Linked DNA regions of Homo sapiens: region 2 is linked to region 1. A link is a contact called in ENCODE Hi-C data. All regions are on one chromosome and are shown on one strand. The core of a region is the stretch at or near the end of the contact, and the rest is flanking DNA. Distances in the headings are between cores, read along the strand shown.

What was found. A loop is a pair of places that touch in the nucleus more often than their neighbours do. Pooled maps may share reads with other maps.
Region 2: a map of HCT116 shows a loop between it and region 1 (10-fold over the local background). The contact joins the enhancer-like site here to the promoter of ABCG4 in region 1. A Hi-C loop is called at or near these places in 3 of 168 maps with a recorded cell type or tissue (HCT116, endothelial cell of umbilical vein and heart left ventricle), 1 of 37 single-sample maps with no recorded cell type and 13 of 50 pooled maps.

What each region holds. Positions count from the first base shown.
Region 1 is chr11:119,147,158-119,151,052 of GRCh38, reverse strand. ABCG4 (ATP binding cassette subfamily G member 4) reads right to left here and starts at 2,001. Exons shown (of 15, transcript NM_022169.5): 1 at 1,690-2,001; 2 at 850-1,099. The coding sequence starts at 1,087. RefSeq lists a silencer at 1,823-1,902 and an enhancer at 2,560-2,619.
Region 2 is chr11:119,473,449-119,477,437 of GRCh38, reverse strand. All of the region lies in intron 3 of USP2-AS1 (USP2 antisense RNA 1), which reads right to left. Among named protein-coding and RNA genes, the nearest start is that of THY1, 52 kb to the right of the region's middle. RefSeq lists enhancers at 1-324, 325-826, 1,846-2,140, 3,520-3,989. Within about 2 kb of position 2,582, at least 2 of the 41 ENCODE cell types and tissues checked have a DNase peak (open chromatin) inside an H3K27ac peak, as active enhancers do.

The sequences.
Region 1 (3,895 bases), core at 752-3,251:
GCAGAGGCAGATCATGCTCAGCCCTGCTCTGAAGCACCCCAAACCTATTTGTTGAACCTCAGAGAACAATGTCCCAGCCCCACCCCTGGCCCACACCCAGGCTCTGGGAAACAGCCTCAGCTTCCCTACTAGCAGCTAAAGCTGCTCAGGGTAGGGGCTGCAGGGGCTAGTCAGGGTTCAGGGGAACCTGTCCTCATGGGCGGGAAGAGGGAAGTGATGGGACTGCTGTACAGGGAAGAGAGAGAAAGGAACAATGCATGGAGAGCTGGGAAACCGGGCTTCTGGTCTCAGCTCTACCACTTACTAGCTGTGTGACATTGGTCAAGTTACTCAACTTCCCTGGGCCTCAGTTTCCTTATTAGTAACATGGAGATGACATCTATCCTGCCAAACCGCCACCCTCCCTGCTTCTGAGCACTGTGGTAAGAATGGAATAAGATGACAGGAATGAGAACGTCTTTATAATTAGGTCCAAGGGTATTGCTCAACCCTGCAGACACAGCCCCCTACTTTTTCATACCAGCCCTCACAGGTAGGAATCCTCCATAAACAAAAGAAGGAAAACTCATCAAGGACCACTCAAGGACCAGAGGTCACGGGATCTCTTTAGAAGATACAGCTTCAATAACCAATTGCACCTAGTATCCCATGGTGCTCACAGGTGTGGGGGAGCGTAGATCCTGACACCCCAAGAGTGCACAGTGAGCAACGGGCTGGGGCCCAGATTTTAGTGTTTCCACAGAGCCCACTGGTGCAGGACTTTCCGAACATGGGACACCCAGGCCTCATGCTTCTGGAGAGGCAACTCAGAGAGGGCCCACGGACTCCCCCTACCAGGCTGTTCCCTACCCCTTTTGCGCCAGCAGGGCCCCTCCCGCACGGAATAGGACAGCTCCACGAACTCGATGTCCACGGCTGAGCGCTTGGGTAGGTGGGAGAAGCGCTGGGCTTCAGTGATGTGGTTCTCCACCTTCTTCAGGTGCGTGGTCAGCACAGGGGGTTCCGCCCCGTCCTCCAGCGTCACGGCCATGGCCACAGCCCCCGGCCCTAGTCCACAGCCCACGGCCTCCAGCGCCTTCTCCGCCATCACGCCGCCGACCTGCAAGGGGAGGGCCTGCTCAGTTTGGGGCAGACCACCGAGCCCGGCTCAAAGCTCCCTGGCGTTCTAATGCTTCCCCCGCCCCCACTGCCCACCTCCTTCTCGGGGCAGATCCGCGACTGTTAGCCCCGCACTCTGCCCCCGCCCCCCACTCTCCGCACGGAGACGCTCAGTCCCGGGCAGCCCAGCTCCAGCCTGACCCCAGCCCGTCCCCTTGAAGCCCTCAATCGCTCCTTCCTCCCGGCGGCTTCTCTAATCTCCTTACCCCGCAGGCCAGCAGCCCCTGGGGACTGAAGGAATAGGGGGCGGGGGAGAAGAGGCAGCCGGCAGAGGCTGCCCGCTCTAGGAGGTCGGGGTAGCAGGGTGAGTGCAGGGCGGACCAGGGGAAGGCGGAGAGGAGGAGGCTTCAGGCCTCCGGCTGCGTCCCACTCCCCATCCCTTGGCGCGACGCCCAGGCCGGCCCCTCCCGCCGGCACCCCCGGGCCCGCGTGCCCCGGGCTGTCCCCAAAGCCAGGCGCACCACCCGGACTCAAAACTAAGCGCCCCACGGCAGCTCAAGCCCCCGCCCCATCTCCCGCATGCCTAGTCACCTTGACGCGCCCCCGGGCCGGTGCGGGGCCGGGATGCTCAGCGCTGCCACGGACCGGGGACGGAGAGCCGGGGCTCCCCTTACCTGCCTCGGGCTGCGGCACCCGCGTCCCGGCTCCCGGTCCCGGCGGCCCGGGCCGGGGCGGGGCCGGGGCGGGGCAGGCGAGGCAGGAGGGCCGGCCCTCGGCTCGGAGGAGACGGCAAGGATGGTGAGAGGCGGTTGGGGTCGCGCCCTGACTCTGCTGGGCTGTGCACACCCGCTTCCCAGAGCCTGGTCCCGGACGCTGTGTCCTCCGAGCCCGCGGGGCGACTGCGCTCTCCTACCAGCTACTGCTCGCCGGTCCCGCCGTTCTTAAAGGGCCCGCGCCGCCCGGCAGCCCGCGGGGGGCGAGGACGGCAAAGGAGAGAGCAGCGCTTGCGGCGCGGGGGCCGGAGGAGGTGCAGGGGTGAACTCAGGACTGGGGGTTGATGGCAAAGGGCCGACTTGGAGGCAGTGAGGAAAGGAGAGCTGGAGTCACTCCGTGGGGACAAGTCCCTGGAAGACAGATTAGGCAAGGGTGTTGGGGGTGGGGGAAAGTGGAGGGATTGTAAAGGTGTCAGTCTGTCTTCACACACGATACCAGTCCCCCAACAATTTCCCTCAGTTCCAGCCCATGAATGAGCGCAGGCCTCCCTCCAGGAATCCCCAAACGAGGTGCAAAGGCTTTCAAAAACGCAGGAGCCTTGGGACATTGGAACATCCTCCTGTCTCCCCATTCACACTTTCTCTGAGTTAGGACACTAATAAAGAAGGGAAAATGGCAGCAGCTTTGGGAGAGCCTGCAGTAGCTCCAGAGTTAAACTGGAACCCAGTGCTCAGCCTGCTCCGACTGTAGTCACCTAGCCAGATACAGGCCTTCAAGACAGGCACATGCCATATCCTGGAGGGACCTGTGTGCCAGGGCATGCACAGGGCTCGCAGACATGCCCTGGGCATCTCATGCACCTGCACATTCTCTCCCTTGCCCCCAAAGCCTTCAAATGTAGGTCCCCAGAACACACTTGGGGCTTTCCCCTGCTCTGCCCCTTTCTCAGCCAATTCCTCTTGGCCCTTGCCTGTCCCAGCCACTATGTCTTCAAGGGGTAAGTAGGTTAGCTAGCCAAGACACGTGATCTGAGCTTTTAAGTTCCCACCTGTCACACAGCAGAGACGATGGGGAGGGAAGGCTCTGAGGCTGCTGGTGTGACTGCCACCGCTGAGGCTTCTCCTTACTGCAGCAGTTGAGGGTTACTAGCAGTCAAACCTCTCCCCTGCTGGCCCCCCTCCCAACCACCTCTCCACAGCCCTAAAAGCTGGCGATCCCTGGAGGATTTCTCTAGGCCCCGCCCTGTTACTCTGAGGTTTGTGTGGGGTTTGGATCCAGTCTTTCCTATCTTCCCCCAACTCCATGCCCCACATCACCACCATTCCTCAGGACCAACCTCCTGTTCTCCAGATGGACCCTCCATTCTCCAAGTCAACTTCTCATCAGCTACTATAGACCTCCCCATCCCCCAACAGTTGCATTTATTAACTACTTTGTACCAGGCATTATGTTATTTAATCTTCACAATATCCCTATGCGACAGGTTTTACAACCCCCCTTTAGAGATGAAAAACTGAGGCATAGGGAGGTTAAGCAATAGTTGGTGGCAAAGCAGGGCTTGAATCCCAAAGTCCCTGATTTTACCCTGCTAATTGGGCCTCTCAGAACCTTATTCCCAAATGGACTGTCTCCCTCTATTTTCTAGACAGGCTCTTCATCCTCCTGAGATAACCTCCATGTCTTAATGCCACCCAGCTTTATTCTTTGGCACACAACTTTCTTTCTTTCTTTCTTTCTTTCTTTCTTTCTTTCTTTCTTTCTTTCTTTCTTTCTTTCCTTTCTTTCTTTCTCTTTCTTTCTTTCTCTCTCTCTCTTTCTCTCTTTCTTTGCTTCTTTCTTTCTTTCTGATATAGTCTCGTTCTGTCACCCAGGCTGGAGAGCAGTGGTGAGATCTCAGCTCACTGCAGCCTCTGCCTCCCAGGTTGAAACGATTCTCCTGCCTCGGCCTCCTGAGTAGCTGGAACTACAGGCACACACCACCACACCCGGCTAATTTTTGTATTTTTTGTAGAGATGGGGTTTCACCATGTTGACCAGGCTGGTCTCGAATTCCTGACCTCAAGTGATCCTCCCGCCTCAGCCT
Region 2 (3,989 bases), core at 1,333-3,832, 330 kb before region 1:
TCTGTAAGTGGAACCTGCACAGTGAGGCTGCAGAATCGGCACACTGACCTCTGCAAGCCGTGCCCCTGCGAAGCCACAGTCCCGCCCTCTTCATTCCTTCCTCTGCTCTTCTGTGGCTCTGGGTCACCTGACGTCTGCTAGGGTCAGGTACTCTCCAGGGCAAGACTGTGGCATCCTCAACACAGACCCCCCGCGCTGACACACGCCTGGCAGCCAGTGAGTGCTCAGCAAGTGTCTGTTGAATTAACTGTGGCGTGCACCACCCTCTCTCCCGCCCAGGGATGAGCAGATCCTTTCCCCTTCAGAGCAGTCCAAACAAGGCAGCAAGTTTGCTCAGGAGCCTTCCGGAGTACTGAGTGGAGAGCAGCCCATGGGGATAGAACAGAGGCTGCCACTGAGCTCCTGCTCCTGCTGGATCAGACTCCTGCTCTGGGTCAGACCACTACCGCCCTGGCTGTCCAGGTCCAGCTGCTGGTAACGGTTTGTGTTGGGAAGGGTTCCTCCCAGGTTGGCCTCAACTCCTGTCTGCCCTTGACTGAGCTGGACTCAAGCCTTGCAGCTGCCCCATCCCTCTCCCAGAACCTGGCCCCACTCCTTGGGGTTCAAGCTGCAGAAGGGTGAGCCCAGACAGCCCATCCCTGAGGCCTGGATCTGGCTACCCTTCCTCCAGCTCATCCACTCCCAGCCACCTTGGCTACTTCCACCCTAGACACAGCTAGGTGCTCACCCTGAAACAGGAAGTCCCCACAGCTGACCCTTCAGTCCTTCGCTTTACCTGCAGAAACCCCCAAGCTCTTGTAGCTCTAAGTCCCCTGAGAGCTACTCACAAGTTCAAGTTTTCAGGCTGAGGGTCATCAAAGCCCCTCTGTTCATTTGCAGAACCTGGAGCAGAGCAACATCTCCACAGACCAGCTCACCTGGCCAGTTCAGAGGCAACTCTGCCCACTTCCTTGGTCCCCCTGTGACTTCCATGGCATAGAAATTTGGGAATTCAAGCTTCCATCTATCCATCCATCCATCCATATATCCATCCATCCATTCATCTACTCAGCCACATGTCCAGCCACCCACCCAACCATCCATCCACTCATCCATCCATCTATCCATTCATTTATCCAACCATCCACCCATCCACCCATCCATCCATCCGTATATCCACCCACTCATCCACCCACTCATCCACCTATATATCCATCCATCTATATATCCATCCATTATCCATCATTCATCCATCTATTCATCTACCTACCCATCTTTCCACCCACCCACTATCCATCATTCATCCATCTATTCGTCTACCTACCCATCTTTCCACCCACCCACCCACCATCCATCTATTCATCTATATATCCATCCATCCATCATCCATCTACTTATCTACCCACCCATCTATCCACCCATATACCCATCCCTCTCTCCCTCCCTCCCTTCACCCATCCATCCATATATCCATCTAGCCAACCAGCCAACAAATGTATATAACGTGACATGCTGGACCCTAGGGATCCTGAGATGGACACATTATGATCCTATCCTCCCTCTGAGGGTAGGAAAGTAAAAGAAGAAAGGGATGTTTTCCAAAGATTATTCTAAGAAGGTGCTGACTAATGGAACTTTCCGTGATGCGGCTAATGTTCTCTTCTGTGCTACTCAATATGGTCAACAGCCATTAGCCATGTGTGGACATTCAGCATCTGAAATGTGGCTAGTGTGACTGAGGAACTGAGTCTTTCATTTCATGTAATTTTAATTAATTGAAATGCAAACCATCACATGGCACCAGTGGCTTCAGGACGCCACAGACCTAAGAACTGTGGTAGCACAGAAGGGAGGGGAGGCTTCAGGGAGGAGACAACATTAGGCGGGGCCAGGCTCAGACTCAGCCAGCTTGCTCATTCTTCTTCCCTGACACCTGCTGGAGCATGTCCAGCCCCGGCCAGACCCTTAAGCATATTTTGGAAAGTCTGTTGTCACAGTGCTGAGCTCAGCTGGAGGCTCTTCTGACCTTGCACACCCTCTCTGAGGTCACTGCTGGGTGAGGCCTGAGCCCTTCTCACTCCAGGAGTTCCTGACTCATCCTGGAAAAAGCAGAAAAGCCTCTGTATTTCTCAAGAACCAGCTTCAATGTTAAGAAGAGGGCAGACATGACCCCAGGCATGACCCCAGCTCGGGGACACAGGGACAGGGTATAGGGGGCAGGGAGAAGTCCAAAACAAGTGAGAAGCAGAATAGAGAGCCAGGGCCCAGCAGAGGGTGAGGTGAAAACTGATGGAATGAGACATGGAGGAACGGACAGCCCAAGCCAGCAGGGCAGACAGAGTAAGAGAGATATGCCACAGAGCGACGGCTAACATGAGCCAGAACGGAAGGGACATGCTGAGGTAAAAACAGCTGGAGGCAGGCTGACAGGTGGCTACAGACAAGACTAAGACAGGCTGACCAAAAGGCAGTCTGTGACCCCAGGAGAGGTGGGGTGGGGGTCCCAGAGGGCAGCTCTGAGATCTCTGGCACATCCATTGACTGCACTTGCAGATCAGACCACTAGGAGGTAGCATTGCTCCAACCACTGCCACTAGCCCGGCATCCAGCTTCCAAAAGATGGTTACAGCCAGACTCCCTGTCATGGGCAGCGGACATGGCTTCACTGAGAGATGTAAGAGGCTGGGATAGGGGGACCCAGGGCATCTATGCCCTAGCCTGGAGAGTCCCTCTCTCATCACCCAGGATCTCCTCAAACCTGCCCCTTCCCTCCACATTCCCAGTCCCTGGCCTTGTCCCTTTCCTGACAGCTGCCTGGGCTCCCAGAGCACTGAAGGACGGAGGCTCAGGATGCCCATCAATTCCCTGTCTTTGCCTGAAAAAGGCAAGTGAGGATTCTAGGTCTGAGAATTGCCCTTAGCTCCTGCCATGGGGCCTGGTCCATGACGAGGGTCTCATGGGTTCTTGGGTGCAAGGCGTGCTTCACATAGATCCAGGGGTCTTGGCTGACCCCATGCTCAGCAGCAGCCAAGTGCAGCTTTGGGCTGCATTAACAGAACCAAATGTCTGGATACAGGACTGCATTCAGCAATGAAGCCCAGTCCTCAGGCTATAGCTCTGGAACAGACAATGTAGCACAGGAGGAAGAGCGATGCGGACCATGTCATAGTTACAAACCCAGTCGTGCACATCATAGGGTGGTGATCTCATCAGATTATAATACCGTATTTTTGCTCTACCTTTTCTGTGTTTAGATGCCCAAATATTTGCCATTGTGTTACAGTCACCTACACTGTTCAGTACAGTCACATGCTGTACAGGTGTGTATCCTAGAAACAACAGGCTCTATCATGTGGCCTAGGTGCGAAGCAGGCTGTACCACCTAGGCTTGTGTGAACACAGTCTACGATGTCCCCACAATGACGAAACAGTCTTATAATGCATTTCTCAGAATGTGTCCCTGACGTTCAGTGGCATGTGACTGTCCCATCAATGGAGCACCAACACTATATACATCAGCTTCTCTAATCCTTACAACGGCCTGCATAGTTATACCCACTTTACAGATGAGAAAACTCAGAGAGGCTCCTTCTCTAAAGGCTATCCTATAAATGTAGGTGTTTCTAGGGGTTCCATTTCAGGCCTCTTCTCTTTTTCCTCTGCATGTATTCCCTTAGCCACATCTGCTCCTATAACCTAGCCTTAATTCTCAAATTAAGTCCTTGCCCAGATCTTTCTTCTGGGTTCCAGACTAGTCCATCCACCTGCTGTCAGTGGCCCTCACCAGCCTCCACTGCACCCAATTCAATCAGCCTCCCCCTCCTGCTCACTCTGCCCTCACCCTGGATCTCGGATCCTAGCACCACTCAGCGCCATCTCACCTCCCTGAGCCATGCTGCCATCACCCTTCGCCTCCATGTGAAGTGTGGCTCAGGGAGATGAGATGAGGCTGAGAGTGGTGCTGCTCTGTTTTTACTGGTGCCCTCCACACTGCAGCCAGAGTAGTCTTT